2 separate regions of the Mus musculus genome follow, and region 2 is linked to region 1. The links are chromatin loops, found by intact Hi-C in ENCODE. Cell type or tissue: heart. All regions are shown on one strand. Links, peaks and the distances in the headings refer to the core of each region. The heading gives the core; the rest is flanking DNA.

Region 1 (16,022 bases), core at 3,024-11,023:
TCCCAACAACCACATGAAGGCTCACAACCATCTGTATAGCTACAGTGTACTCATATACATAAATAAATAAATCTTAAAAAAAAAAACTGTAAGCAGGGCTGGGGACTTGGCTCAGTTAGCAAGGTGCTTGCCCTAGCACACATGCACAAGCTCTGGGTCTCATCCCTAGCACCACGTAAACTGGGTATGGTAGCAAATGCCCATGATCTAGCACTTGAGACATGGAAGCAGAAGGATAGAGTTCAAAATCATCACCAAATCGGAGGTCAGCCTAGACTATGGGAGACCTTGCCTTCGAACCAACTAACCAATCAACCAAATGTAACCTTCCTTATCAGTGTGAAAGCAAGTGGTGGGTACTGTCAGCCTGTAGGTCATGTCCTGTCCACCCTGTCAGTGTCTCCTTGTGCCCACAGGGAGAACAACAAGGCGTGCTAGAGAGACAAATGGTTTGAAGCAAAAGGAGAAACCGGGATGCAGAGGGTAATCTTTTATATTGAACACTCCTACAGGAAACCTTTTTTTTTTTTTTTTTTTTTTTTTTTCCGGCTGGCCCATCATGAACCAGGACTGGACAGGAGTCCCAGCCCAGTCCTGAAGTTCAGCAAAGGCATTCTGGATGAAGTGCCAATGATGACCTCAAGAGGGCGTGCCTGAGGGACTCGGACTCAAGCAGTGGCTCCTAACCAGGGCTGATGCTGTCAACGTGGTTCAGGGCAGCATCCAAAGACATCTTAGGTTGTCTCCCAAAGCGTCTGTCTAGTGGGCAGATACCAGAGCTAAATGGCACTACCCCTTCCTGAATTCATAGACAGGACATCCCTGAGCTCATAGAACCAGCCAGTTGTCACCAGTGCCCAAGTTTGAAACCTAGGCTGAGGGAGCACTGGGAGAAGGAAGGTGACAATTTGGCCTTGAAATAGCTTGCTTCTGAAGAGTCGGGTGGCGTGCAGTTGAGAAAGGAGAGGCCAGGTCACTCCTGTCCGAGGAGGCCACTGAAGATGATGCTGTTCTATGATCATAGGACTTTTTGAAACGTGCTTCCGAGCAGGACTTTGGGATCATTCCCACTATTGGATAACTGGTAAGTTTGAGGTGAAGCAGACAGTGAATTTGATGAGCTCCAGATACGAGGATTGTGAAAGAGGGAGTCAAGGATAATCATTTAGAGACATCCACAGGAACCCAGTGGTCCAAGGACAGCTTAGAGACAATGAGCAGAAAGGTACAACCTGGGCATCATTCATCCTACAAGACCGTCATCTTCATCCTCACACAAGCTCCAAAAATTCTCTGCCATCAAGTTACATGCTGGTCCTTGGAGTATTTTAATTATCTAATAAATCGATAAAAATAATTAAATGACAAAATTAATAACTAAATCAATTAATCATAATAAAAATAATTAATAGAATAATTTAATTAACAAGTATGTATACAATGTATGTGAGTGTAAGCATGTGGATATAGCTCAGAGGACAGATTCTGGGAGTTTGAGTCTCCTTGCAGCTTATGAAGTACCCCAGGCTGGCCAGACTGTGACTTTCAGTTCTGACCTCCACTCCCACGCCCCATCTCCCCGTAGGAGTGCTGTGAGCTCAGATACATTCCTCCACATCCGACTTTTAAAAACGTGTCTTCTGAGGTTCACACTCAGCTGCCAAGCTTGCTCTGCCGGCACTATACACTCACCTCATGGCATAAGAGATGTTACACAACTTGATCAAGGTACCAAAGCAATATTGTAGCAAGGTACAAAAACAGGTCCTGTTGTTTTTATTCTACATCGTATCTTTGTGCCTCAGTACCATGTTTCCCTCCTTCCCTTACTTTATTTTTGTGCAACTTGGCATAGAATCTAGGGGCAAGCTCTACCATCCACCCCCAGCCCTCTTTCTTATTTTTAAGAGACTTGTTCTCTGCATTCGAAAAATCTCCGTGAACTTCTCCGGTGCAACCAGCAGATGGCAGCAAAGGAGCGGCTTAGCGAAGCCATGGGCGCCTGACTCACGCTGGCCGCAACTGCTCATAGCTTTTTCCCAAGGGAAGAACCCAGAAGCAGCTCAGGTAGAGTGCAGTTGTCGGTTGCCCGGTCCTGTTTTAACCTGAAGAAATCGAGAAGCGCCAGGAGGGTGCCGCTCCCATTCCAGTCATCTCCAAAGTGGTCCTGTTTAAAGACAGAGCAAAGGACCTGTATCCTCATCATCTGGAGAGGCAGACACCTACCTACACTTTATGACCTGCCTTCAAGAAAATCCTGGGGGCAGGCTCGGAGTGGAAGAGAGGTTGGTGTGGCATTTGTCTTGAGAAATGGGTGGTGTCTGGTGGGCAGGCTGGAGTCTCTTGAGTCAAGCAGGCAGCTTCCGATTTCATGGATGGTATTTTTGAAACAAATCTTGGGGCTGAGCAGGATACAGCCGGGCTGAGCTTACTCGTGGGGTAGCGAAGAGGCCTTCCTCCCCAGTAATCAGAAGGAAATAAAGAAAAACGGACCATAGATGTCCCCTTTGTTTCCTGAGCGTTTCTTTAGATGGTCATGGATTTTTTTTTTTTATGATAAGTCAAAAATTACACAGTAGTGGAGAAAGGTAGAAAACACACCCAGGCTAGCCTCTACCTTCTTCCTAATTCGAGGTCCTCTGTGCAGGCTTGGCTTGGGGGGGGGGGAGCCAATTACATATCACTGAAAGTGTTCCTGCGTTTTTGTTTTTTCTCATCTTTGCTCTGACTTCTATACAGGTGTTCCCCCAGGCCCCAGAGTAGCCTTCCTCCAACATCCACACAGGTATTTCCCAAAAGCCAACCCCACCCCACCCCACCCCTCATGTATGTCTTAGTGGAGAAAGTTTGGGATCCCAGAACTTGGAAGAGTCTGACGCAAGAGCACTGAGATTTGGTGGGGAGAGGGGTCCACGTGGGATGCAGGAGAAAAGGCTGTCATCAAACAAGATACCATCAAACAGAAAACTAGAATGTCCTGAGAGGGTTGGAGGGGGCATGGAGCAGAGGAAACCTGGCTAACCTTGACAGTATGGTGAACATTGAAGCCACATCCCCCCCACTCCACCCAGTCCCAAGCCGGGACCCCAGAAATCTCCCCACAAAAGGGCCTCCCCTACAGTTTCCTATACCTTCCACCCTGGCCTCTAGTGAGAAGTAATTTTGTTTTATGAAAAGTAGTTGCTTTTTATTGCCTGGGATAGCCTAGAGAGGGTGACCCTCCCAACAGGAAATTAACAGAGAACTCATTGAGGGTGATAATGACTGCTCATAATCATTCGGCTGATAAGTTAATATAACTGATTAATCAACTAATTATACAGTGCCCGAACACACCTACTTCCTTCAGCCTTCCCATTTAAAATAAGCAGGCTAAGACCAGGCGCTACGAGTGGGAAGTGGGAAGTGGGGAGTGGGGTGTGTGTGTGCTAAAGTTAAATTTAACCTAGGCAAGCCCCAGGCTGAAGGCACCATCTTAAATCTTAAGTCCAAATGTTCCTAAACCCCATTGGTTATTGTCCCCTGAGCAGTGTGTGAGTAGGTCATTGGTTAGGATCACACATCTCCGAGAATCTGAACTTCTACTGCCCTTTCAGAAGGCTGTGCACATGTAAACTACATTTTCTGTGTAATTTTCACGGGCTCCTCAAAAAATAGCCCTATAGAATAGCCAGTGAGCTCAGAGTAGCTGACCTTGGGGAGAGCAGGCTGGGCTGGGCCGATAGAGGGGTTGCTTTTCCTGTGTGGTGGCTCCTGAGTTGTTTGGTTATGGCACTGTCTTTCCAAACCTGCTCTTCCCAAGGCTCTCTGCCAGATTGGGAGAACTGGGAGATAGCTAGAGCTACTGCCAGGGTGAAGAATGCCTCTTCTAGGCACAGAGAGATTTAAAAAAAAAAAATCCTACAAGATGCTGGTTCTGGGGACTGAGATAAATGAATGACAGCCCCACAAAGGTGACCGGAAGGAAGGAAGGTCTACCCGAGGGTCAGTTTGGTGTCCATAGTGTCCTTGACACTTGGAGACTTTGGTGAGGCCAAGAAAAATGCTGGTGTGAAAGAATACAAGTCCAGGGTTGGCTCTGGGGTCCTGGGGAGGACAAACCACCGCTCTGGGGACCAGACAACTCAGCAATCCGAAACCAGAGCCCAGGTCATTAGCAGGAAACCAAAGTGCCGGGGTATCGAATTTCTAAAAGTGCCAATACTGGGCTGCCTGGGATCCTAGCACTGGTGCAGCTGGTGGTAGGGGCATGTGAAAAACCAGATGGCACCATCAGTCGGTACCCTGTTCTAAAGAATTCTTTCCGGTCCCCCTGGTTTTGTCTCCTATTCCTGAGGCTTAGACCAAAGCTGGGAGACAAGTCTTCAGTTTGGGTCCTCTGCACCTTATGGGGGTGGGGGTGGGGGAATGTGTGTGGCCTACAATCGCCCAGGGGCTGGTCCTCTGTCTAAGATCTCTGGCTTCTCAGCAGAACCCTGGTTTTTACTCCCTTTCTGTCTCTTGCAATTAAAGTCACATCGATGCGATGCAAATAGAGGACCTGAAAGGAAAAACAAAAACAAAAACAAAAAAAAAACCCAAAACCTGCATTTGCAGAGGTTTCTAGAAAAGGAACAGAACAAACTAGCAAAGTATAAACACGATCTTCCCAGAATCCCCACCTGCAGAGCCTGTGTCTGTGTCTGTCCAGCTCTAGGCCTTTGCTCCTGGCTAAAGAGAACAACTGTAGACTCTGGGGATCCCAAGGGGCATCTGAGCCTGGGAGCCTAGGACACTCAGCTTCGTCCCTGATCTGCCAGAAAGAGGAAGCCAGGATATAAACCTTGGGCCTGCTTGACTAACCACTCTAGTATTTGGTTGAGGACGAATTAATCCCTTCTACCTGGCATCCACAGGGCCTCAACCTCCAAGTCTTCACCTGGAGAGAAAGAAGTCCTGATTCCAAATCAAAGCCCTACTTTGACAATTGCACCATGGGATTCACACCAAAATTACAATCCTGACCTCTGAAGAATGGAAGCAGCCGATCCCCAAGCCGACCCACAATTTCTCTGTATCCGGGACTGCAGGTAGGGACACCTGAGTTAGGAAGAAAGGTTGTGTTCTGGGGCGCCAGCAGAGCTCAGGTTAACGACTTTAATCTGCCTGCGTCTGCGTACTGGCGCTTTCTACCACGGGGCCTGAAAATCGAACGCCCTTTACAGGGTTAATCGTGCGAGTGACTGAGGTCACTTCGTGGGTGCTTTCCCCAAGTGCACCAGGCCAGAGCGCGCACGCGTTCCCCCCTTGCAACGCCATCAATTTCTATCGTGGTTATTCTGTGTGCTTTGAACACCCACATCTGCAACATATATTTCTTGATTATACGCATCTTGATTATAAAACAACCGAGTGCGTTTTACATCCGGAACTGTCTCGCAAATGAAACTCCTAAATCCAAATTGGAAGGGACGTCCGCAGATGGAGCACACACAAGAACACGCAAACACACACATGGCTTTCTAACACCTGTGGGCCCCTGGGCTCGGAGTACCAGCATCCCACCGCTCCTTGTAGGTACCGACTTCTATGGCTTCATCTAGACAATATTAGGCCACTCCTGGGGGAACGCTGGGGGGGGGCACACAAATACTCCCCCATAGCTATTTTCTTGGCTGGCTGCCAAGAGCCCAAGTTTAGAAGCCGGCGAGGCAGAAAGTGTGCTGACGGCAAGGTTACAAGCGGTCTTATAGAGCCTCAAGGAGCCTGTCTGTTGGCTTAGGGGAAAGGTCAGATCTCTGGTTTTCCTCGAATGGAATTTTTTGAAAGGCCTCTACCTACTTCGAAACTTTCACCCATGCATAGGTGGATCTTAGGACAGTTCAGGTTCAGAGAGAGACTCTGTACAAGCCTACACACCGTACACCCCTCGCTAGTTACTACAGGACAACCTAGACCGGGGGCAGGGGGGCTGACTGCAGGGTCACGACCCCTGCCTGTGCCCAAGCACGCCCTTCGGCCCCTGCAATTAGCGCCAGGAGGTCAGGAAGAACCCGGACGCCTCTACCCACAGCTCTAAAGCCCAGCGAAGGTGACCTCAGCCCCTCCCGTCCGGTCTCAGACGCCAGCGCAGCCTGGAGCCGATCTTCCCCACTGGCGGGCTGGTGGGCGGGCGCCCGGAGGGTTCTAACCGGTACCAGCATTCATGACCTTATATCCACGGATCTCCAAGGCACTCCAGCCCTGCAGGTCCCCCAGCACTGCGGGGATGGGAGTCGCAAGGGGGGCTGGTGGTTGCAAGAACTCTGGTCTTCCTTTGTCCCTGTAGACGCGGCCGGGAGAAAAATAAGAAAAGTCCCAAACTTGGAGTTTATATAGTACAACAACAAAAAATCTGGACAAAGCGAAGTTGGTCTGAGTTGAGACTATGTGGGCAGATTGGTGTGTGTGTGTGTGGGAGGGGTGCGGGTGTCTCCTTTTATCTGCTACTCCTCCATCCTGGTTACCTCCTCCTGTATCTCCATATTTCCACACGGAGAGAATAAGGAACTACAGTCCCCCTCCTTGACTTTCCAAAAATCCCTTGGAAATCTCGTCTGAGGCCCACATAGGGATAGATGGAAGACTTGGCTCTTCTTCTGACAGTAGTGAGGTGGGGGCGGGGCGGGGTGGCTTTGGAGAGGGTATGTCAGACTGGGGTCGTGGGGGGGGGGTGCGACCAGAAAGGGGCGCAGAGGTGAAGACCTCACGTTCCAGAATCCAGAAGGCTCTGGGGTGCCTAGCCAGCCGCAGTTAGGCAGGGCGCATTCGTGGGTCAGACAGACAGGTGGCACTCGAAGCCAAGGAGAAAAAAAAAGGAAAGGGGAAAAAAAAAAAAAAAAAAAAAAACCAACCAACCCAGGCGCCGGCCCCGAGTGGCCTCCGCAGCCGCCGCCACCACCACCATAAAGCCCGCGGCGAGATTGCGACCGGCGCCAGGTGAGTAATAGGTACAGAAATTCAGAGAGATTGCGAGCGAGTCACCCCTGGTCCATCAGCGCCACAAGAGTTACACATTAACAGCACTATATATAAATAAGATACAGCGGAGATTAAAAGGAAAGAGGAAAGAAAAGAAGAGAGTCTGAGGAGGGGCCGGGGACAGGTTTGGGCACTGTCCCCAAATTTGGGGGATGGAGGAGGAAAGAGGGAAGAAAAATCCGACTGAGAAAGCCAAGCAAGTTTGGTTTGATTTGGTTTGGTTTCTGCTTTCTCCGCAGTTTAAGCCGAGCTATTTTCTCCTCAATTTGGGAGCTCGCGCAGCCGGAGGCCATGAGCCAACTACCACCTTCCCAGGGCGGACTGTGAAGAAGAGTTTTGGTCCCGAAGAGGACCGGCCTTTCCCGTCCCCATGTCCCCTTAAGCACTCTCCAGTCCCCTCTCTCCCGTTGTTTTCTCCTCCTCCCTAGACAGCTGGGGAGAAGCAGTGCGGGTCCCCACGTGCCTGGGCTAGAAAAGGGGGGCTTGCCCACCCCTCCAAGGTCTAGAGCTGGATCCTCTTCCAAACACAGGAGGGGAGAGGAGGGGCCCCCCTCATGACTCTCCATTCAAGAGGTGACAGGGACGTTGGGCCCGGCTGGCGGGCTCCGGGATGGGGGTTGGGGGCAAGTCAGCCGCCTGGCGGGCTCCAGCTGGGTCTTTGAGTCAAGGCCCCCAGGGCAAGAAAGTCCTAAGGGCTAACTCTAGAGTACCTTCCCTTGTAACCCCTCTCCAACACAACACACACACACACACACACACACACACACACACACACGCCCCCGAGAGGATCCTGGAGGGTGGGGAGACTGAAGAATGACAGGACAGGACAGAGGCTTCACTGATTGATTAATTGATTGATTGATATATGTATATATTTGAAAGATTCAAAGATAAATTGAACTTCAAAAAGATAGGTTGCCTAACTGACTCGGGACTGGTTAGGGAAATGAGATGGTAGCTTCCCCGGTGCCTTTTGCCTTGGGTGTTCCATGTGGACTCCGAAAGCACCTTGCCTCTCTCTCATGGTCACTGTGGAGCCCACTCCTGGGCCTTACCCACAGCCCTGAATGTCCATGGATAAGGGAGTCTGCTTGGCCTTTTCCTGTGCTAGATTCCGTGGGTGTAGCGGACCTTATTTATTTTGTTTTGTGATCCATGTCAGAAAAGGGAAAAACGAATTAAAAGCGAAAACCCCTCCTAGCTCTTATTTCCGGTCGGATTCCTGGGGGGGGGGGGGAGCCGACTTTGAACACAGGGTAAAAATCTTCTCCCATTAAAACTGAAGTATATGAAGTTCCTCTTTAGGAAACCTAATCAGGCCCCTTTCTTCTCCCGTTCTGCTCCCTAAATTAAAGGGAAAATATTTTCAAATCAAATGTGGCTCCCTTCGCCGGAGCAAGGGACTTGTTTTCAGCCTTTTAACTTGAGTGACATTTCATTTTAGGTTGCTGGGAGGGGTGGGGGTGGTCTTAATTATTATTTAGAGAGGAAGGGAGCAGACTGGAAGATCATCCTCGATCCGGCTCTGAAAGACAACTCTTGAAGAAATCATTACCACAACTTCAAAACTCATTTCAATAAAAATTTATTGAAATTTCAGTGATGTTTTTAAAGAGGGGGAGAATTACAGAAAACTCATCAAAGACTAAACACAAAATACTCCTTCTTGGGTTTTTTTTTTGTTTTTTTGTTGTTGTTTTTTGTTTTTTTTTTTAATTTTTTGTTTTGTTTTGCCTTTCATGGTCGTTTGAACCAAGTCCCTCTCAGTACACCAATCCAAAACACCATAAAGATGAACAATGAAAACCTCACATGGGTTAGTAAGATGCCAGAGTCTATGAAAAATTAGGACGGTTCTATGGTGGCCTCCGCAAGGCCGTTCCCCCCCCCCCCCTACTCACACAACAATCTCAACCCCTCTGGGGGTGTCAAGAGTTTAGGGAATTTCAAGTGGAGCCCGGAAGGGCCATTACCTCCCCAATTTTGGTGAAAATAGTTAGGAGTACTCCCGATCCCACCCCCTCCATCAGAAAAAAAAAAAAAAACTTTGCAGCCAGCTCTACTTGAAAGCATGGAGATGTGAATAAAGATGCCTAGGCTTGCTAGTGTGGATTAGCCATCTCCTGACCTGGAAATAAGACCCAAAAGGCAAAACAAGAATAAAACCTGACAGACACGCTCCTATTTACATCCAGCTATGTACAATTCAATAAATTAAAGTTTAACTTTCTGAGCAGTCATATTCCACCTATTTACAAGAGATATCAAATAATTACATAAATACTTTGTCCAATAGTCGTGTTTCCTCTTTATTATTATCTTTTAAAACCTTGTTATTGCATATACAGTTAAAAGAACTAATGGTCCAACAGGCACACGAAGCCCTCTACAAGCGCTCAGATAAAAATCAACTCGGTTGGTTTCATGCCCATAGCTGCCCCTTTTACCCCACTTCCTCCTGGTTGCCGCCTTGAGCAAGGTTGAGGATAATGGGACTTCCGTTGTTTTTCCATAAAAGGGGGGGGGGGCAAAATAAACCCAGAAAACTGTAACATGCAAAAAAGAAGCCAGCATCGGCTCTTAAAACATCACAATATTTAAAAACAAACAAACAAAAAAAGACAGGATTCCTTTAATATAGATGGGGCAAGGTAAGGCCCCTCTTCTCTCTGCCCCAACGAAAGTACTCAGCAATTGGTGAGTTTCAGTCTTCATAGACAGTTCCACAGGACTTCATCTCCCCCCACCTCCATATTGGTTTTGTTAGTTTGTTTAGGAGGGGGGATGTTTCCACTAAACACACGAAGGGGGAAAGATTCCGGTGAAGTCTCTCAAAGACCCGCGCTCCTGGCTGGCCTGGCTACCTTGTTCTTCAGCCCCGACTTCCATACCAGCCTGCACAAAAGTCGCTCTAGACACAAAAGCCTGTTTGCCACCACTCCTCCCGCCCCCTCAGTCCCGCGTTTCAAAGCAACAGCAGCCTGGTTACACAGCCCATGGTGGCAGGGCCTGTGGTATCTAGCATAGTCTCTGGAAAGGCTTTAGTGCTCCCTCCCAGACAAAACTGAAAGGGACAGGGCGGGGGTCACCCCATGTGGAAGGCCCGTGGTTTATTTTACATCTAACAAAGTGCACTGGCAGATTTGACCAAACTGGAATGGAGAGACCTTGGGGGAGGGGGCGATTTTGTTTTTCTTGTTTTTAAGGGGACCCGCTGCAAGACCTGTCTGGCTTGGCTTCCAAGCCACTGACCAGCCGCTGGATACTCTGCAGTTCGCTGGTAGCCGCCTCCTTCTCGGAGCAGAGTTTGGGTGACAAGGACACTGAGCCAGAGGACAGCGTGGACGAGCGGCTGTTCAGTTCCGACCCCGAGTCCACAGCCACCGAGGCTGGGCTGGCTGCCAGGGCGGCCGCTTTGCCGTCTAGGGGCCCCGCGGCGGAAGCCATTGATGGTAAAGCTGTGGCCAGCAAACTGCTGCTATCCGGCACTGGGACGGGGATGGAATAGGGGCTGTAACGCAGCCTGGGGCGCATGCTGTTCAAATTGAGGAACGGGTGGCGGTGCACGGAGCTGGAGGCGGCCGCGGTGGAGGCTGCAGCTGCTGCAGCCATGTATGTGTAGGGGTAAGGAAACAGGCTCCCGAAAGGCGACATAGCCAAGCCCTGGGGAAGAGAGAGAAGAAACATAGGGAGTTAGAGAGTGGGGAACCCTTCTCCTCCACCGCCTACTATCTGGGGCAAACCACCTGTTTTGGAGGAGTGGAGGGACACTTTTCCTGGGTTGCATGCTAAACTAAGGGGTTAATAGACTGGAGAGTTCCGTGGCTATTAAATCTTCCACAATATGTCATCTATGGTGCCTAACCCTCGGGGCTATTAACAAGTTCCCAGGAGGGCGAGCAGCTGCACCTGTTGAGTGGCTTCAGCGAGGGCTTCCACCAAAGAGGCTAGAGTTAAATTCTGGTGCACACAGTATCTTAGTATCTTCCATTCTCTACTCTAGATCTTTCCCAAGTAAGAAAATAAGAATGATGTGAAATTGGGTGGGTGGGTGGGAGGTGGAGTAAAAAGGTGTTACTTATTAAGATAGCAAGCGCCCAGCCTCGAAGGTTAGTTTCCAGGCAGGATACTGAGGCACTTGAGGGGGTGGGGCAAAAAGACCAAACAGAAGCAGAATTTGAATGCAAGAGCCCTGGGTGTGTCCTTTACCTGATGCCACTAGACTAGTCTGTTCTGGCTGCCCCTCCTCCACCTGTCACCTGCCTGTCTGGGGTGGGGGGAGAGGGCGGGGCAGTGCAGAGAGGTAGGGTTGGTGGTAAGGTAGAGGCTAGCCCTTTTCTCAGCTCCATCTTCTCCCAATGAGGAGGACCCTGTGTCTTTTGGCTCAGGCAAGGGAGATGAATATGCTCAGACAAAACAAAAGGTCGGAGTAGGCCAGAAAAAAAATACCAGAGAGGTTTCCTACTGGGTTCAGAGCCTTCTCCTGAGCACTTTCCTTGCACAGGCACAGCTGTCTGAACCTCTCTCTCTCTCTCTCTCTCTCTCTCTCTCTCTCTCACACACACACACACACACACACACACACACACACACACAAGCTTGCCAGCCCCTCCCTTCTTTGACATTTCCCACGTGTGTGCAACCCATTAACCCTTTAGAGATAGGCTGGGCTGTTTGGGAGTCGGGTGGAAGAGAAAGGCTTTGAACTAGCGAGAAGGCTTGCTCAACTCCAGACCAAATTCTCACCCAGGGAATCAGTGACCTCCCTTCCCCACATCTCTCCTGGGGGGGTAATAGTGGCTATGAGCCTCCAGTAAACCAAGTTGGCAGGAAGGAGAAACCAAAAGAGGTCCCTGAAGAGTCAGCTCATCCCAGGCTCTGCTCCACCAAGGGACCAGCTGTGTGACCTTAGCCAAGGGATTCAACCTCTCTGGGCCAGAGATGATACATCAAATGACCCAAACTTGTCACAAAGCTAATAGTGTGGAGCTAAGCTATTCACAGCCTAATTTACAAGAAGCAATTTAAAAAGGAGCTGGGGGTGGGGTGGGGTGGGGAGGGTAGGTTTCAAGAAGGCTCAGTAAGATAGATGCTACACCCTGCTGAGGGTCAATAAAATATTCTAATAGTTACTAGCATGGATTACAAGCTAACACTCCTAGTCAAGGGACTGGGACTGAGGCTGGCTTGGACCGGTGGGTGATAGGCGGGCAGGCAGGAAGCAATACCTGGGAGGCCAGAACGTGTTGTTGGAGGTGGAAGGGCAGGGTGGCAGCCGACGCCCCAGACAGTCCCTGCGCTGCGGCAGCCGAGGCCATGGCTGTGGATTCTAGGCCTGAGACGCCGGTGGATGCTCCGGATACTGTGGCCAGCAGGGGCCCCATGCCTGCAGCCATGCTAGAGAAGGCGCCGCCCATGGCGAACTGGCCCGGGTGCAGGAAGAGCGGGTGCCCGTTGAAGAACTGCTGGCCCGCAAGGCCTGGGGCGAAACCCAAGCCCGGGAGGGGCCCCTGCGCTAGGTGCGCGGTGGCGTCTGTCTGCACCGACAGTGGAGCGAAGGCGTCCTTGGCAGGAATCGCGCGCGCCTCATCCACCTTGGTGGCGACTGGACCCTCGCGCCCGGGACTCCTGCGCTCATCAGCTCCCGGAACTCGCGTGCTGGACGAGATGGTGGCCGGGCTATGGCGCGAGTCTGGCGATGCCTTGTCCAGACGCGCGGTGTCGCGGGCCCGGCTGGGCTCCGCGGGGAACAGCTGCGCCCTGGTTGCTGGGCTGCCCTTGTCGCGGCCTGGCTCCTCGGCCGTAGTGGTGGAAATCTTGGCCGCGTCGCAGGCCTCAGGGCCGTGCTCCTCCTTGCTCTCAGCCTCGGCGTCACTCTCGGCTTCGCTGGGACACAGATCTTGGGGAGGAGAGGAAAAGGCCAAGGGAAACGGATGGTCAATCTCGTTTCCAGGTTTAAACCCCACCTCCCAGCCCAGCACCCAGGAGCGATGCCTGCCTTGCCAACATTGGGGCGTCTGAGGCAAGGGGACAGCCTGACTACAGAGTGAAAGTATCTCAAGAACATGACTTCCCACTGGGCGGTTTATTGTCTATGTAACCCTGACTGCACCACTCCCAGACTTCATTTTCCCAGTCTGTAAAATGGGACGATGATAATGGTGATGTTGATACACTTTACACTATCAGAAGGAATCACAAGTGTTCAACCTTCTCCAGCCAGGCCCCCAACTGGCAGCTTTTCTTATTGTAATAATTCTACTTTAAAACAAAACAAAACCAGAAAGACCAGCTGCTTAGAGCCAAAGCTTTCCCTAGCATCTCTCTATTGGATTGCAAATTCGCTTTTTTTTTTTTTTTTTCTTTTAAGGACTAAACCCGTGACCTCAGAACTCTGCTGGAGTACTTTCCTGTTACCTTCAAAGTCTGGGGCTAGCCCAATCGACAGAGGTCAGGCACTTCCACAAATTTGTGAATAATTTGGGGAGGATTTGTTTGGAATGAATCCTGGCATACGAATGGGCATGGGCAGAAACTAAACACCCTCCCCAGGAGCCTTCTGTTCCTCGGAAGTTTCGTGGTGGGACAATCAGATATTTATTTATTTATTTATTTATTTATTTATTTATTTATTTATTTGCTTATTCATTCTTTTATTTATTTATTTACATCTCTCTTCCACCACACCCTCTTCTGTGGGTGTCCTCCCAGACCAGGGGAGGAAAAAAAAATTGAACCTCACTTTATGTTAAGTGTAAATGGATTGAAGACATTTAAAAAACAAACAAACAAAAAAAAAAAAACCAAAAAAACTTCCCTTTTATTTCACTTAAAACAAAACAAAAACAAAAACAGGTTTCTTCCTGTCCAGAGCTGTCTTTCTAAATAAATAAATGCCTCTTGCTCTTTAAACAGAAAACTGGCTTAGGAGTCAGCTTTTTCTATTCCTACCCTACCTCCCCAAAGCTGACACACACACACTCCCAGGGGACTATGCCTTTTCTTCTCCCACCTCCCTAGGTACCAGGTGGCTGAGGACAGAGGCCTTCAACAGACCCTGCAAAACCCAGGCTCACCCAGAATTCAGCTGGATACTGATGGCTGGAAAGAGGGCAGCAGGGAACAGAGATAGTTTGGACAGACAGAAGGACAGAGGGAGAGGTGCTTCAGGTGCTTTGTAAAACTGCCAAACTGCCTTGCCACCCACCCACCCACACACACACACACACACACACACACACACACACACACACACACACACCAGCCAAATAAGGTTGTGTGTGTGGGTGTTCCCAGGTTTCCTATGCTACCCCCACTTCAAATGCCATGTCTGCAGATTCTAGAAAAGCCTACATCTAAAGTGAGCCTGCTGGTTCAGGCCCTTCCTTAACTCCTAAAGCCTCGGGGGCCAAGAAGCCCCTGAGTCCCATGATGGCAGAGAAGAAGGCCAGACTTACTTACCTTTGAGGTTGGATGTCCCCACGATGGAGACAGCAGGAGAGGATGCCTGGGCAAAGCAGTTGAAGGCTGCCTGCTCGCTGGAGGACTCATCCGAAGTCTCCTTCTTATGCCTCTCCTCAAACACTCTCATGGACTGCAGTGTGAGCTGCTTTCTGTAACAGGGGGCCCCCACCCATTATTAGAGAATGGCACCTTCTTTGTTTTCTTCCTCCCACTTTTCCTGACTGGCACATACCTCACCCCACCGCCCAGGATGAACCCTGGGACATGTTCTGACCCTGGGGTGGCAACACAACACAGACCCCAACTTTGTTCTTGCCTGTTTAACTGGGAGGACTATGCATTAGGGGGAAGAGAAAAAAAGAAACAAAACTTGGCCTGGAACATTTGTTTAAAACCTCAGAACAGAGGTTAGAGTTGGCTGGGGACAGTCACACGCTGGCCTTACAGTAGGGAGAGCGTTGTGGATGCTAAGATGGGCAGGAAACATTCATTACATGATATACCCAACTACAATCAGCCTACCAACACATTAATGGGAGCTTAGGTTTGTTTTGATATTAGGAATTATTTTTGTTTTCAAGACAAGTGTTTCTCAGTGGTAGCTTGGTCTGTAGACTCACCAGGCTGGCCTTATGAACTCAGAGATCCACCTGCCTCTGCTGGAATTAAAGGTGTACGCTTCTAGGCCCGGCTTAGAAATTATTTTTTTACTGCTCAGACCCAAGGCGATAAAGTTTAAAAGTTGGTACATAATTTTCTGTTTTGTAGAAAAAATCTTTAAAAAAGGGTGCATGAACATTGTCTATAATGTCCAGCTGTTTACTTAAAGCAAAAACAAAACAAAAACAAAAACAAACTGATGCAGAGACCCATGAAGGAGGGTGTAAGATGCCCTGGACTCCTCAAGGGGCCTTAACTCCAGGCTGGTACACTCTGGGACTTAAGGTTGCAAAGATTCTAGAACTTGTGAATAGCTTGATCCCTTCTCGGGTCTTGCTTAGGAAGAATGCCAAGCTAATGATTAATAAGTATCCCTATAATCTGTTACCTCTGAGACCCTTTTGTAGTCAGAACTCCAGTGCAGCCTTAGTTCCCTTAGAGGGAAGCATACCTGGGCCACTGTGGAGCTGACACCCTCCTCTTCTCAATCCAAGTCATCTTGCACCCCCACTTCTTTATAAGCCTTTATAGAGACTGAGCCCAGGAAAACAGTTTCCCTCAATTATCCCCTCAACTAAAAGTCAGGGCTTACCTTTTTTCTCTCCTGCCATTGCCAGTGTCTCGAAAACCCTTTGCAAAGGGATTGTTGTCTATTTTTAACTGAGTTATCTAGAGGAGACAGACAAGCAAGACAGACATTAGAGCTTCACTTTCTAGAATGTTCTAAACGTGGCCCCCCCCTCACCCCAGATCCTCAGTCTTCCTCTATAAATGCCGCTGCCCTAAGGGTCCCAGGGTTGAGGGAGGTGCTGAAGCATCCAAAGAGACTGTAGCAATCTATACATGTCCTGCGAGCCAAGCAAGGATTCCACACCGATATTATCTGTAGAGATTCCTTC
Region 2 (16,022 bases), core at 5,134-13,133, 630 kb after region 1:
ATGAGTGAATGAATGAATGGATGTGTTAATGAATAAATGAAATAGTGAATATATGAGTAAACGAATAAATGAATGCATGAATGAATGAATTGGTGAGTGAATGAATGAGTGAGTGAATTAATGAATGAGTGACTGAATGAGTGGATGAATGAATGGGTGAGTGAATGAATGAATGAGTCAATGAGTTAGTGAATGAATGAATTGGTGAGTGAGTGAGTGAATGAATGAATGAATGAATGAGCAAATGGATGAGTGAAAAGCAAGGTAATGAGTGAATGAATGAAATGAGACACACAACCTCCCCTAATAAATATCAATTACATATGAAGGTCACTTCCTCAAACTTCCTCGTTCCCCGGGCTTACCATGTCTTGTGGTGATCTTTGAGTTTTCCCTTCTGGGAAGCTGTGGAGATGGGAGTTCTAAGGACAGCAAATTTGTCCAACGGCAGAGACAAGGAAGAGCTGAGCGTTTGGATCATACAGAGTAAATATTTAAGCACTGGCCGCTCACTATCTGTTACATATGTTCGGTCATGGGCTCATCTTTAAAAACTCAATATGCTCCCTCCATAATAGCAGCAGCACAGAAGCTTCAGCAGGAGGGGACAGACTAAGAAACCGGTGACTCAGATAGCAGCTGAATCTGGTGTCTTGGACAGGTGCTGGTTTGAAAACATTTTTAAAGAAACAGAAGCAAGCATAATCATGCAGTCTCTTCGAAATGTCTCTCCAAGGAGCAGAGGCTTCCTGGATTGCTGAGCTGACAGAGAACAGACCTTTGGCCTGGGCTGCATGCTGGGTAATGATGAGCCATGAGAGGGAAGGCAGAGGACAAAAAAAGGCCATGGAATTTCTCCCCAGTCGTGCCAAGGAGCAAAGACTCAGTGTTGGAAGCTGATGTAGGTAGCAGGCACAGAGCAAGAAAACGCATCACCCAGAGTGCAGCAGAAACCGGAGTGAGCCTCACGCCCACCTCTCTACGGTCACTGCATCTGACTGTCAGTGGTCATGTATGTAGCTCTCTGCACATCAGCTCTAAGCTAGGGCACACGAACGCAGCTGGTGGGAGGGGGGTCTCTTTGCTAGAGTATGCCCTGCACTACCCACAGTGCCCTCAATGGGACTGAACCCCCAAACAAGGATGTGGTCACTCTTGCCTGGAGCTAAAAGATCACCCCCCACTCCCACCCCCAGATAAATACCTTTCATTTAACAACCCTCCTACGTTTGAGGTGCCTTTCCCAGGCCCCTCTCCCAAGCCTCCAAATACTTGTTTGACACGTTATCTGTAATTCTCTCCATGAGGTGACACATGTTATCTGTAGACGGGTCACATTGGATGATCAATTGGGAATGTTTAGTTTAACCAAAACATTATTTTTTTATTTTATTTTATTTTATTTTATTTTATTTTATTTTTTATTTTACTTCTGTGAGGAAAGCGCCCAGTTCCCTTTTGCTAGATACCTCACATGATATACCATATGACCCCCTGGGTTCCTGAGTATATACCTCTGTAGCTGTTGGCCAATGTTTCCCCATCCCCCACTTCCAGCCTCACAGCTAGTGTTCTGTCCTCAGTTTTTCTTTCTAGTATCTGTAAAATGGGGATAAAACAGCACTTGTCCCAGAGGCGTCATGGGTGAATTACATGCCCGCTATGGGCTAGGATGAAGCCAACACAGAGCTCTCTGCCTTAGTTTCCCCACATGTGCAGTGGAGGAAGGAGATGCTTTATCTGGGAAGTCCCGATGGCCTAAGATATTGAAGTGTTCATTGCAGGGCTTTGTACACAGGAAAAGAGAGTAACGAAGCATTCTTATAATGAAAGGAGAATTCATAAATTAACTTAATTAACAGATGGTCAAGAGATGATAGTCAAATAGATAAGTGAGAGATAAATATATATTATAGATAGATGGTAGGTGGATAGGTGAATGATTGATGGCAGATAGATACATGATACATCAATAATTATTACAGATAGGTGATAGATGAGAGAAGCACTTAGATAAATTATAGATTAGATAGATAGATAGATAGATAGATAGATAGATAGATAGATAGATCTCCTAGATCAGAATTAAAACTTTTAAAATAATCTTCTTACTAAGAATTGGGGGAGTTGGGGGTTGGGAAGATAGATCTGGCTGTGCAAGTGTGATGGCCAGAGTCAGGGTCCCCAGAGCCCACATATCCTACATACACACAGGAACACACATACATATATGTGCACCACACACAGGTATGCATACATACTCACACATGCATACATACACGCACACACATCCATGTGCACATACGTACACATATGTGCACCACATATGCACAGTACATGCACACAGGTATACATATGTGCACCACACACATGCACACATGCACAAACACATACATACACCTCAGAAGGTGGATACAGGGCTTGCATCCTCCTCCCCCCCACCCCCAACCCCCCACCCCAGCTCTTGCTAAGCTAGCCACACTGGTTCCTGGTGAATTCTGGTTTCAATTAGGAGACCCTGCCTCAGTGAGTGAGGCTGAAGAGAGTGGGCCTAACGTCATTCTCAGGTCTTCCCACTCGGGAGCATGCATGTGTCCACGCACACAAAAACATGCTTAGGCAATTGAATTTTCAGGGAGTGGGTTTTACAAGTCACTCGCTGTCTGGTCCTAGAAAAGACAAGTGAGTCTGAAGCAGCTCACATTGGTGAAGGGTCAAGGGGCAGGCTAGAAATGGGTGTGCTCAGGGGACCTAGTTATGCAAGTCCACACAGCAAACGCTAAACGTAAACACTGGCTTTGGACCAGAGAGATGGTTCCATGGGTGAAGGTGCCAGCCACTGTCCCTGATGACCTAGTACAATTCAATCCGGGCTCCACACAGAAGGAGAGAAATGACTCCTATTAGTTGTCTTCTGGCTTCCACATCACATGAGCTTTGAGGCACGTTCGTGCATGAGCGCACACACACATATACACATTCACACACACACACACACACACTCTTACACACATACACCCTACATATACACAGGCACACACACATAGGCACATACATACATATATGTGCACCACGCATAGGCACACATACACACGCATATGTGCACCACACATACACCACACATATCTGCATCGCACACACACACACACACACACACACACAGAGGCACACACATACATATATGTGCACCACACATAGGCACACATACATAGGCACATACATACACTGCATATGCACACATATACACATATCTGTACCACATACACACACACACATCTACACCACACACATTTATGCACACATATCCTACATACACACAGACATGCACATATACACATACATATATGTGCACCACATACAGGTGCACACACACACATATGTGTGCACATATGCACACATACATGCTCACATATGTTTGCACACATGCACACCATACACATGCACACATAGACACATACATACATATATGCACCATGCACACATACATACATTCACACATGCACATGTACATGCACACATATACATGTGCACCTACCCACATACACACACACACACAATTAAAAATAAATACAACAGAAGATATACTGGTTTAATCACAGTGGTGGGAAGCTCAAGAGGAAGTGGGAGAGAGTTTGATCAAGCAAACTTTTTTACCTGATGCAAAAATCGGAGACAGGAGAATTGATCTCAACTTGCACATGGCATCTGGGACAAGGATAACTTCCGACAACAGGCAGTGAACATAATGGCCACACCTATTGACCACTACCTTTAATCTGAAGTGTCCCATTTACTCGAGCATCCAAGGATTGCTGGGGTTCACAGTATCTGTACCCCAAGCAGAATAATGACCAAGTAGTCAAAACAGCAGAGAACTCATCATTTATCCCCACACAGCTTTAACCCTTGACCTATTATTGACTTACTACATTCTCAAAACAAGAACCATGGAGCAGAGGAAACTGAGACACAGAGTTAGTTCAGTGGCGTGTCCACGACCCCACAGCAAAGACGTGGAAGAGGTGTGGCCTCTGAGTCCAACCCCTTAGGCCCTGCATTCCAGGTCTCTAAGATCCTTTAAGTCATGCACAGCCCTAACCACATCATAAAGTTATTCAGACGAGGTGCGGATGTTGCTGGTTGAATACTAGTCTTCTTTCCACCATTCTTAGTCTGAGTCCTCTCACAGTGTTCTGAGTAGCGGTCATCAGTCTAGTGGAATTGGCGTGCTTGGTAAAGACATGAAAGCAGGCAGAGCTGTGGTACAAGCTACCGAAACCAAAGAAGACTCTGCTGATGGTATATTAGAGAGCTAGGGGGATTGAGGAGGCACTCCAGAGTCAGAAACTGCCTGGAGACTGAGATAAGTATCTACTTGGTTGAAAGGCTTGCTGGTCACTCTCCCTGAAAGCAATTCCTTGTAAACGTGATTTCTCCTTATTTCTAGCTCTTTCTGCTCAAGACATTCAGTTCCAAGGGTACACTCATCAGCCTGATGCAGAGCCTTTGCCCAGCATTTCAAGACAAAGTCAAGTGTCATGAGTACCAGAAAGGGAGCTGGAGCGGGGTCTGTATGCTAGGGAAGCAATTCTGGACAGCCTCAAACACTTCACTACCACTGCCAGCCCTGTGCATGACCAATGGGCTTAACCAGACCCCTGAACTCCAATGGAAACAAGGACTGACTGGTGGGTTGATTGGCTGGGCTGCAAGCCACCACTGATCCAGTCCTGGGTGCTTCACCTGGGAGCTATGTCATTAACCCAAGAAGGTGCTTTTGAAAGCCTCTGATGAAATCAGCCCGTTGATTAACGCAATTAGCACCATTAAGACGGGAAGTTGTTAACCCGAATCAATTACCCACAGACATCTGTCACGCTAAGTGTTCCTCTCCGTCTTGGACGATATTGCTCCGTTTGGTGTTTCACAGTGATGACCATTAAAAATAAATGATTACTGTTGATTTTCTATTGATATAGCTATTAGTGCACCGGTGCCCGTGTGTGTAGGCCGCTTATGTGTAGTGTACAGAAAAATACATGGGCTAACAACAGGAAGTAGGTATTGACTCCCATCACTCACTCCGGGAGGTAAATATTGACCAATGGAAAGAGTCTATCTGCTGAGGACGAGCTAAGAGCAAAGTGTTCAATTTCTCCTTAATTACTTGTATCATTTATTATCACCAACAGAGGGGTCCAGATGCAAGAACACATTTCCCTCTGCTCTGGTGTCAGATTCAGCCATAACGCCAAAGGACTTTCTGCCAGTTGGCTCTCTGGCTCTCCTCCATCTGTCTCAAACATTAGCTTCTTGCCTCCTCTCAGAACTTCCAGCACATCGACCTGCATGTGCCCATTCTTATCCATCTTATCCACAATTAACTGGGACGCACTTTTCTAAATCCAACTCTTGACTCACAGAACAGTTATCAAGAATAAAAATGCTGAGCATGTACCATATTCTTTCTTCCCGTTTTTTCCCCCACAAACCTCAGAAGCTGTACTCTAGAAGCTTCATAAAGCCCATGATGATAGCTATTACATATGGGCCAGAAATTCTTGCAAGTATGGTCCATGTCTGAGCTAATTCAACCCCACCCCCAACCCCCACCCAACAACAACAACTTGTTCTGAAGGTCTTGATATTGTGGCCTTGGTACTGTGGAGGGAACCAAGTTAGAGGATGTGCGTCCCAACTGCCGAGCTGCTTGATAGAAACACAATCCCTGAACTCTTGTTTCTTTCCCTGCCCTGTTCCACGCATCTTCAGTCCAAACGTTTTTTACTTAAAGTTTGCTAGCAAGGGGTCAAACTTCTTAGATATATTCTCTTGGCAGAGTTTTTCTTTTTCACATATGTGAGAGCATTTGCACATAAAGGTGTGTGCATACGTGTGTGCATGTGTATGCATGTGTGCGTGCATGCACATGTGCACGGGAGAGTATCTGTGCCTGTGTGTGTCTATTCATCCCTTCCACAGAGGAAGACACTGGGATTCAGTAAACCCAAGACATTTTTTCAAGCTGAGAGTACAGGAAGAGACATCCACACGAGTCTCCTCACCCAGACTTTCTCCTTCAGGACAAGATGCAGTTCTGGAAGGAACACTGGGTTTCCTCACCTCAAAAGGGCTCGGAATGAACGCTGTAGGCATCCAGATGGCTCATAATGGTCTCTGTTTCTTTGAGAACTTGGGATCTGACTGCCGCATCCAGAAATACCTGCCGGATCAATTGGAGTGACTGAATTTAACAGAGCAAGTCGGCCTCAGCCGGGCAAAGAAGGAGGGATGCCCAGGGCAACTCAGAGTGATTAAAGAGATCACCACAGGAAAGAAAGGATCAATTGTTCCCAGCCTGGAGACTCAGACTCTAAGCATCCTTAAAAGGAGCTTTACGCAGATAGACCAGAAGGACAAGCCAGGCATCCCCTGGGACCTGGAGCTGAGATGAGAGTCTGTAGCTGGTTTGTGAAAACTGGGTATTGACTGTGTTTCAAAACCTTGCAGGGTGGAGGGGTCAGCTCTGGGGCTCTGAGGAAGTTGTGCAGGATTCAAGTTTCTGTAGTGGGGGGATTGCTTCAGAATCTAAGCACTTGAAGGTAGAAGAAGCAGGAAAGGAGAGTGGACAGGGAGGGAAGGACCAATGGGAGATCCCACAGGAGGCTGGGAAGATGGGGGATACAGGGTAGATTCACTCCTTTGGTTTATTTAATTTTATATACCAAATTCTGTAGACAAAATGAACTCCTAAAATTTTTTTCTCTCTCCCTTAAAAATCCCCCCCCCCCTGTGTGTGTGATGTGATGTGATGTGATGTGTAGATGTGTAGGTATTCATACAGAAGGTGGAGGATTCGGAAACCCTCTCCTCAAGCAGAATACATACAATAAGCACTTACTGTATACCACTGTTGCTTTGGTACTGGGGACCCAACAGTGACAGTACTGGGAACCAGACACTGACAAGACACAAAGGACTGAAGTCCCATGCCGCTGATGTGGGTACCACAGTGTACAGATGACAAAAGAGGCCTCAGGGAACTCACAGACTAATCCTGGGGGTGCAAGTCAGAAGGTCTACTTGGGGGTGCAATTTAGAAGGTCTACCCAGGGTAAGAGAGACTACTTAAGGATACAGATCAAAGGGTCTACTTGGTGTCCCTGGGTCAGCCGGTCTGCCAGATGCCCCCAAGTCATGTTGCTAGTACACAGGGAAAACAGGCTCCACCTGGCCAGGTTTCAGTTTCTGAAAAACCAGCCCAGGTCTGTCTCTAGATCTAATCTCACCGCTTCAGGAGTAAGGAGTTCTAAGAACAGGGTATGGCTGGAGGGGTGAGCCTGTGAAATATAAAGTCCACACATCTCAGCTCTCCCCTCCTCACCTACTCAACCTCCCTGGGCCACACCTCTAGGATGACATTACCAGGGGACTGTCACCTCTGAGGCTAAGAGTCCCACGTTCATCCTCAAACCCCTCCCTAGCTTGTCCCCACAATAAGCTCATAATTGTGACTGTCCCTGTACGGTACACATGGAGCCAAGAGACAGAAGAAGTTGGCTAGGACCTTCCAGGGTGCATCGACACTGGATCTCTTGTGTGAAATCTTGTGACCATCGTGGGCCTAAAATCACCAATGGCTCTAATTACCCTGAGGATAAAAATCTGTTTAGTATGATCTCCAAAGTCCCTGTGATAAGGATTGTGAGTCCCCTCCACCCCAAACCTCAGGTTGCTTTTTAAACAACTGCTATATATTATTTCATATAGAAAGGACTTAGCTCAGTGCCAGGCAGGACACTCAGTCAGCATTGGCCATTACCTTTGCTGTTTCATAGTGAGCCTCACTTGTTAAATAGCTAGTGATTGCAGTCATGGAAACTGTGTGTGTGTGTGTGTGTGTGTGTGTGTGTATGTGTGTGTGTGTGTGTGTGTGTGTGTGTGTGTGTGTGTGTGTTTATCTCTAAATCTTTCCTTGATATTATCTAAATTTAAATGCTACCACCAATCATGGAGTCTGGAGCTAGTTTAGGGTTCTATACCCTGGAAACAAAATGCCTTGGGCCAGAAGTGTCCCAATTTCAGATTTGGAAATATTTGCGTCTGTGCCACGAGTTATCCTGGGGACAGGACTCAAGACTAAACATGAATTGTATGTAGACAGGAGGTAATTTTATGTAATATTTTGAATCAACCTGCTTGGGTCTGTCTCCTTGTGGTCAGGAATATTATTCTGTTTGTGGTGTCAGGTCAGCCCTCAGAAAGGTCTGGATCTGGGAGCAGTTCGGATTTCAAAGTTGCCAGCTTGTCTTCAAACGCATCCACATCAGATCAAGCACTGGACCAAATGTCACCTGCCTTACCCCCGTGCACTCCCAGCCACGAGAGACAGGCGGTACCGTCATCATTTCACAGACGGGAAACTGTGGCCCCTGGAAGCTGAAATCTCACGGCCTGCTCAAAACCACATAGCTAGAAAGTGACCGAGCTTGGATTTGAACTCAGGCATGCAGCTCTCGCCTCCCACACTCTACCATGGCTGCAGATCCGGGCACAGGTACATGGAGAAGGAGGATTTTTTTTTCCTTTTTCTTATTAAATTTAAGACAAACAACCCTCCCTGGATCTCTCCCTCCCTACCCGAATCTAGTGCTTTCTACTCAGTCTCACTGCCCCGAGCGAGGCCTTCAGAAAGTTCCTTGGCTTTCTGAAAGTCCCCAGCTGGAGCCTTCCTTCCTGTTTTAGGTAGTGAAAGCTTAGTGACACAGGACCAGGCCCAATATAGTTTCAGATCTAAATTTAACAACAATGACCGGGCTCCAGCCTGACCCTGCGGAGAAGAAAGCAGAGAAGGGAAAGGAAAAAAAAATAAATAAAAAAATAACCTAGCGACAACTAATTCTTCACAAATTAAGACAATCCTAAGAGTTCCTTTCAACTGTCAGGGCGTATTCTTAGCAAGAGCGTAACACTTAAATCAATTCCAGGCTGTAAAAAACAGTATAATAACAGGAAGCAAGGCTACAGGCCTGACTTCCTCCTGGGAGGCAGGGGATTTGCAGGGTGTCAGTAGAGTGGCCCCGAAGGGACAGAGATGGAGCCAGGCAGCTCCTGACTCACCAGCAGGCTCTTATCTCTGTGTGACCTCCCGTGAGTTCCATCTGGGGTTGCCCACGCAGCCCCTGGGTGGGGCTCTGCAACTAGAACCTTCCATAACCTCCTGGCCACTTTCCTGGCCCATCTCCTCAAAACAGTGTGGATGAAAAATGCAAACCAGAAAGGGTGCACCTTGCATTCACACCTGCAGGTAGGGAGGACTCCAGGGAGCCCAGAGGGACAAGAGGAGAGGTACCAGGCTCCCCATATCATTGTTGTACCTGTGGCCAGGTCTGTACTCATGTAGAGTGTGGGTTAATGAGAAGTATGTACACAGGTTTGAACCCCAGCTCTGACATTTCCTGGCTGCGTAGCCTTGGGCAGGGAACAAGGCCCGGCATCCTCTGGGCCTCAGCTTTGAATCTGTGAGAAGATGCTATTGCCTGTCTGTCAGGGCCAGGGCTGACTGAGATCCTGGAGGTGGTATTTGGTGCAGTGGCTGAAGAGGGCCATGCTTGAAGATGTCCTGCCAACTGTTACCGGTTGTACCTTTACAGAAGCCTAACTCCAGGCAGCGGGGTACCCAGGCAGGGAAGTTTCTGGAAAACACGCCATCCCTTGGGCAGATGGCTCAACGGAAGGTTCCTTGCCTTTCATAATACCCTCTCTTTTCCGAAGAAGGCGGCCAGCACCACAGCTCTATGGCCCTCTCCAGACTCCTCTCTAATTCTCCAGTGTTCGGACACCTGTCCCCAGAAAAACCCTTCCATATTTAATACTTAATTCTTTCTTGCATCGTGCTTTTTCAGAAACTCACATTAAAAAAAAATCCTGGCTGTATCTCTTCTCACAACCATGTCTTTCTTGGGTTTTTGTTTTTGTTTTCTTTTTGTGTGTGTGTGAGGAATTCTAGTTTCCCACACAGGCCTCTACGGCCTGGGCCACTCAGCCCTCCCCTAACCTCAGCCTCTACCTGTGTTCCTCCAACCTGGTATTTCCCTGGTCCCCTGAGCCTCTCAAGCTCTTTCTGCCTCAGCATCCAAGCCATCCTCTGTCCTGGCTGCTTCATTCCGGCTCTTAAAATTTCCCTAATCCCCCTCCAGGTGGTAGCACCATCATCAGAGTTAGAGAGGAGGCCTTCTCAATCCACTTGATAGGAACAGGCTTCCTGGCTCTGCTCCCCAATCAATAGCTGCTCCTGAGAGAGCAACACATATCACCTTCTCAGCTTAGCTCATCCATCGGAGAGCCCATCTTGAAGGCAATCATTTCAAGGGTCTGCGAACCTTTCAAGGGCTCCCTGGATTTAACTCAGGAAACCCTTACAGGAGTGTGGGTCACCTCAGAAAAGGAAACTGGACGTGGAAAGGTTAAGGGCTCCGTGGGGGTCAGAAGACAGTTACCATGTGCCAGGGTCCTCTTCTGTCCCTGGCATGGAGTAGGTCTTCAACACAGAAATGGCTTTGCATGTACCTCCTGTGGACCAGAGTGGCTGACTGACATAAGGACCCTGGAAGGCTGGGTCCCGGCACTCTGTCTGCACTCTCCTCTGCTCTGTCTATGATGCTCAGAGGTTTTGCCCCTGCAAACAGTGTGTCTCCAGGATGCCTGGCTCTAATGAAGGCTTTCCCACAGCGAGGGACAGAGAGAGAGAGAGAGAGAGAGAGAGAGAGAGAGAGAGAGAGAGAGACTCCCTCAGGCAGGAGACCCCAGCAAGTGACAGGGCATTTCTCCATATCCCTGAAAGTCTAAGCCTCTCCTTGCCCTGCAGTTCAGAAATCTCATCTTTTAAGACTCACACCCCTGCATGTATGTAAACTACTGACCCTTGATAGATTCTGGGTGCTGGAGGGGCCCTGTTTGGTTTTTTATTCTTAATCGCCATCCCCTCCACTGTATGATTTAAATTCTCAACGTTTGAACCGTTGGGGGGAGGTGTGCTTTCTGTTTCCCACAGGGAGCCAACGACACCCAAGTGCTAACAAACCTCATCCCATTTCACAGATGAGCAAAATGAGGCTGACAAAAGAGCCTCCCAAGGTCACATGGTCTGGCTAAGCATCAGAGCTCAGGTACAATTGCCAAAACAAAACAAAACAAGCTGGGCAGTGGTGTCGCCCGCCTTTAATCCCAGCACTTGGGAGGCAGAGACAGGCAGATTTCTGAGTTCGAGGCCAGCCTGATCTACAGAGTGAGTTCCAGGACAGCCAGGGCTACACAGAGAAACCGTCTCAAAAAAACAAATCAAATCAAAACAAAAAATAACCCACAAAACAAACAAACAAAAAAACCTCACTTTGTGGCCATCGACTGACTGACGGGGTCTTTCTTGACCCTTGATCTTTTCATTGAAAAACCAGGGATCAAAACAGCAGTGTGAAGCCATCAGAGAGCTAATAGAAATTTATTATTATTATTATTATTGTTATTACTACTACTACTATTGCTATTATTGTCATTGGCATTGCTATAGATACCTCTTGGCTCATACCTGTCGTTCCAAGACTTTGAATTCCCTGAAAGTACTGAGAGAAACATGGATCGAGAGGAGTTACCGGACCCTTTACTCACAGGGCCCCTTCCTAACAAGCAGGTCTGTAACCCCAGCTAACCTAACTGGGTCAAAGTTGCACCTGGCCTCTCCTTTCCTGGCTCCCCTCCCCGCTCTGGGACAGGAATTATCCAGGCGCCCAGCGCCTCGGAGGGCCATCCCCGCTGTGAGGCTTTGATAGGGAAAGTATGAAGAACAAAGGCCATTGTTTCAAAGGCGGCTGGTGCCTCTCAGGCCACGGGCCAGCTTCCCGGGGGTGAGGCCTGGCTCCAGAGACACAAAGCCTAAAGTCATTAGGACCAGCGACAAACAATGACGGCATCCTTTCTATTTACCTGCGTTGGAGCTGGCTGCCAAGCGGGGAACAATGGGGTGGGTATGCAGGCTGGCTCACCCTAGCCCTGATGCTTTACAAACCCCATCTCCTTCTCCCTGACCCGAACTTGAGTAAGAGGGCTTCGTTCCGTGGTAAACTCCCATTCCTTGCCAGTAAAATGTCCACAGGTAGGGTACCAGTCCCTCCTCTCAAGTTCAAATCCAACGCCCAGTGAAGAAGACCTCCTGCAGGCTTTCCCCAGGATAGATTCTAAAGAGACACTTGGGTCCCCTCCAGCTATCAGATAATTAAAAGAGAAAAAAAAAAAGCACCCCCAAGAAATTACAAGATTCCTCCCGGAATTTCCTGATAGGAGGAGAAGTGATCTGACTCTGGGGGCTGCCAGAGGAGGGGCGTGTCTCCTAAAAAAGATTGACAGCTTGTCAGACGCCCTTGCGTTAGGGACTAGAAGCTGGGAGCAGTGGATGGGGTACCACACCTTGAGGCTCTGTACTTTCTATTTAAACCATACCCCTCAGGTCAGGATCCAGAAGATGGACTTGGTGCGGTGGGGGGGGGGGGGGGGCACGGGACGGGACGGGACGGGACATCGCTGGATCCCACATCCTTCTCAACATGGCCCCAATCGGATCAATCACCATTTGTTGCTTTTCACTATTAATTTGATTGCTTCCTCTGCCTTATTGAGGATGGGTGGCCACACCTGGCTTTTGGGACAAAGGCTGTGACCTCTAAGTCCTGTAAGTGTGTCAATCTGCATGACTGACATCAGGGCACCTCAGTGAAGTGACGGCTCTGGGGCGGGTTCTCTGCGCCTCTGGCAACCTCAGGTTTCTACACCTGCCCAATGAAAACAAGCCTTCCTCCCAGGAGTCAAGAGCCCGAACAAAGTAAACATCTTTGGAGATGTGACTCTGCCAACTTGGATAGCAGGACCTATGAAAAAGCTAAGCTTGGATCACCTCCAGGGGGCAGCTCACTTGGACGAGGTGTGCTGCCAGCCTGGGCAAGTGTCAACACAGAGGCAACACAGAGGACAGTACAGGATTCAAGTGATGCTCTCAGCACAGTGAGTGTGAACTCAATACTCGATATCAATAACAAGGATTGTACTATTACGTACAAGATTGAAGCCAGGTGCGGATGATGCTCACCTATGAGCCTAGCACTAGAGAGTCTGACATAAAAGAGTGGCTGTGGATTTGAAGCTAGCCAGAACTAAGTGGTGAATTCTAGGCCAGCCTAGGCACACAGAGTAAGACTCCAACTCAAAACCAACAACACTAAAAGGCCAAAGTACCATCGAGTCCAGAAATGGACACAGACGTCCTTGAGGGGTATTAACAGCGAGACTTATCCTGCAGAGGGATATGCCCACTCTATGCAAGAAGAGGTATAGATCTAGGAGGGAAAATGACAGGTGAGGGGGTAAGGGTGGGAGAGGCACTGTCGAAGGTGGGTCCTGTGGCATCGAGTGAGGCTCGCTCAGATCCCCTCCAGACAGGAGAAATAATAATGGCTCTTGTTTCTCCTCAGTGCAGCTCCCTGCCTCACGCCATTCCCTCCCTTACCTATAGGGGGCGGAGTGGGAATTAAAACCCACTGGGTTGTACCAGTACCCAGAATCTGTTCTCAGTGGTACTGCTTACCAGAAAATGGAAGGTTTCTGGAGCCCAGTTAGAATAGGGGTCACGGTCACAGCAGCTCACACCTACCAGGAGTGTGGTCCTGCTGACGTGGATGATGGAGCAGGCAGATGCGGGAAATCAGCTCGGGTTGGCTAAGATTGGCCCCTCTCTGTGTCCCAGCCATGCTGATTTTGATATACCTCCTCTCCAGGTGTGTCCGCACAGCTCCCAGTGGCTCACCGGGCTCCTATTCATTCTCTAAGTTCTCCCTTGTAAGTTCCAGGAGTCTTGATTCCATTGTGTGTGACTCTCGGAATGGGGGTGGGGGTGGGGTAGCAGTCAGTGCTTGGACTGCCTTTGAGTCACATGACCATTCCTGAAAATATCGCTGAGGGTCCAGCAGTGGTATGTGCTGAGGCACCAAACCCAAAACCTTCCCTTACCAGTTAAAGACTAGAAGTGAAGAGACACGAGGTCTCTAGGAAAATCAGAATTATGTTCCTTCTTTGTCCAGAGAGAGGGGTTTCCCTCACTAACTGTTCGGCAGCTGTTAGGTTTTCAAGTTTTAAGCTTTATCTGAATAGATCTATCCAGCTTCACCCTTCACCCTCTCTGTGGGACGAGTCTTGGCCACTGTGCATTATAGCAGCTCCCTTTTCAAGGCTGTGTAGAATTCCATTCTGGGAATACAGTGCCCGTGGTGCATCTGGCTGCTGTCGGGTGGCATATAAATTCCCTCATTCAGATCATTGCCAAATGCTGGAACTTTTATACCCATCTCCATACTGACAGACGGGTATACACCCAGACTCATGTATGCCTGTCCCAAACATCTCAGAACTGAATAGCCCAGACATGCCACTTGGGTTCAAAGTCACCCTCTGTGACTAGTGGTAGCTTCCCTCCCCAGGAACCGTCAGTTTCCCATTGCAAGACTCCTCCAGTGACTGTGCTTTGCATGGAAAAGCCAATGTCACTTCATTACACAGTGTCCCTTTGGAGATCGGTGCTGGTCATATCTCCACATCAAAGTCAGAACCGCGGCCAGGCCAGGCTCGCCCAACCTCGCTGCCAGGAAATGGGGAATTTCCTTCATTTCTTCGCCCATCTCAGAGGCTATGCAACATGGCTTGTCTTAGTGGTTAAGAGCAGAGTTGTGCCTAGCCCCCCTGCCGAGGTGGCTGAGAAGGGCCTTGGCCCCTGCTCTGATCTTTATCACGCATTTGTCCAGCGCATTAGAATGACAGTATTTTTTATTTATACAACACCTTTTTTTTTTTTTTCTGGCAGGGGGTGGGCTGGACTCAAAGGAGGGGTAGGAGCCAGATGAAGCCTTTTATAGCCTTTGGTTTGTTTACCCTGTGGAGACTGAAGGTCTCTAATGGACAAAGATGGGACATTTAAAGAAGGAAAAGAAGGAATGTGCCCCAACTGGAAGTCAGCCGCCAGGCTTTGCTCTTCTGTCTTTGGTCCTTGTAGATTATATTTATCTGATCCTCAAGGCCCCAGTGGGAGCTGACACTTACCTAAGGCCTGGGTTGCTGTTATCTGCTTTTGTGATGAGCCCTCCATTGTTTCTGCACCGGTATCCTGCCCGCATCAGCCTCTGGCCTGTGACCTCTGGCCCTCTGTCCTCGCTAGTTCTAACATCAGCCCGTGGAGTCTGTTTCCACCTCTGCTCATAAAATTCACCTTTTCCTAGTATTTGGGCCTTAGGCCTCTTTCCCAGCCATGCCAGGCTCTCTTCCTGACTTGGTTGACCAAGTTCGGTCCACACCCAGATGAGCCCCAGCTGGGAAGGGTGTATTAGTGTAGGCAAAGTTGCAGTGACAGATGCCGGAATTCTCTGGAGGGAGTCCTGAGTCACAGGTACACAAACAAGCTGGTCAAGTAACTGGTTCTCAGAGACTAGGGAAAGTGAATTATATTGTTCACCTGGAAAGTTTAAGGGGTGATTATAGACATCTCTATTATATTGGTGTGTGTGTATATATATATATATATATATATATATATATATATATATATATATATATATATATACACACACAAACATACTATACATTTACACATACTATATATATTGTTTATATATACATTTTACACACATACACACACTACCATTTTGAATTTTTGTTTGCTTTTAAGACAGGGTTTCATTCTTTAGCCCCAGATCAGCTTAGAATTCACTATGTATCCCAGGCTTGAACTCCTGAAAATCCTCCTGCCTCAGCCTTCTGAGTTCTGACATTACTTGTATGGCCCTGTCTTGTTCTGCAGGGAGTTGACTTAATTTTTGTCTTGGCCCTCACCCAATCCCTGATTACTCTTCAAGGCACACATAATAACTTGGAACAGAAGAGAAATCAAAAAGGAGAAAGGGGGAGATGGAGAAATAAGAGCAGCATTT

Evidence for each region. Hi-C counts contacts between places; a loop is a spot of excess contacts. Peaks named below come from ENCODE experiments on the same cell type or tissue, not always from the same donor. Only the 100,000 strongest peaks of a DNase experiment are listed, where the experiment ranks them.
Region 2: a loop joins it to region 1, with 11 times the contacts of the local background. A loop is called at or near these places in 6 of 42 quality-filtered maps.

What each region holds. Positions count from the first base shown.
Region 1 is chr5:119,677,271-119,693,292 of GRCm38, reverse strand. Tbx3 (T-box 3) reads right to left here. Exons shown (of 8, transcript NM_011535.3): 5 at 15,716-15,792; 6 at 14,461-14,612; 7 at 12,228-12,898; 8 at 8,569-10,662. The coding sequence ends at 10,201. Tbx3os2 (T-box 3, opposite strand 2) reads left to right here and starts at 2,075. Exons shown (of 3, transcript NR_040416.1): 1 at 2,075-2,285; 2 at 4,896-5,069; 3 at 7,239-8,205. In heart, for the core only: a CTCF peak has its summit at 6,795; a DNase peak (open chromatin) is centred at 10,482; H3K4me3 peaks cover 3,452 bases; H3K27ac peaks cover 2,292 bases; H3K27me3 peaks cover 7,430 bases.
Region 2 is chr5:119,051,473-119,067,494 of GRCm38, reverse strand. It overlaps Gm30895 (a long non-coding RNA gene), which reads right to left and starts at 13,869. Exons shown (of 4, transcript XR_878728.1): 1 at 13,700-13,869. In heart, for the core only: a CTCF peak has its summit at 9,129; DNase peaks (open chromatin) are centred at 6,424, 8,714, 9,104 and 11,884; H3K27ac peaks cover 2,205 bases; H3K27me3 peaks cover 1,659 bases.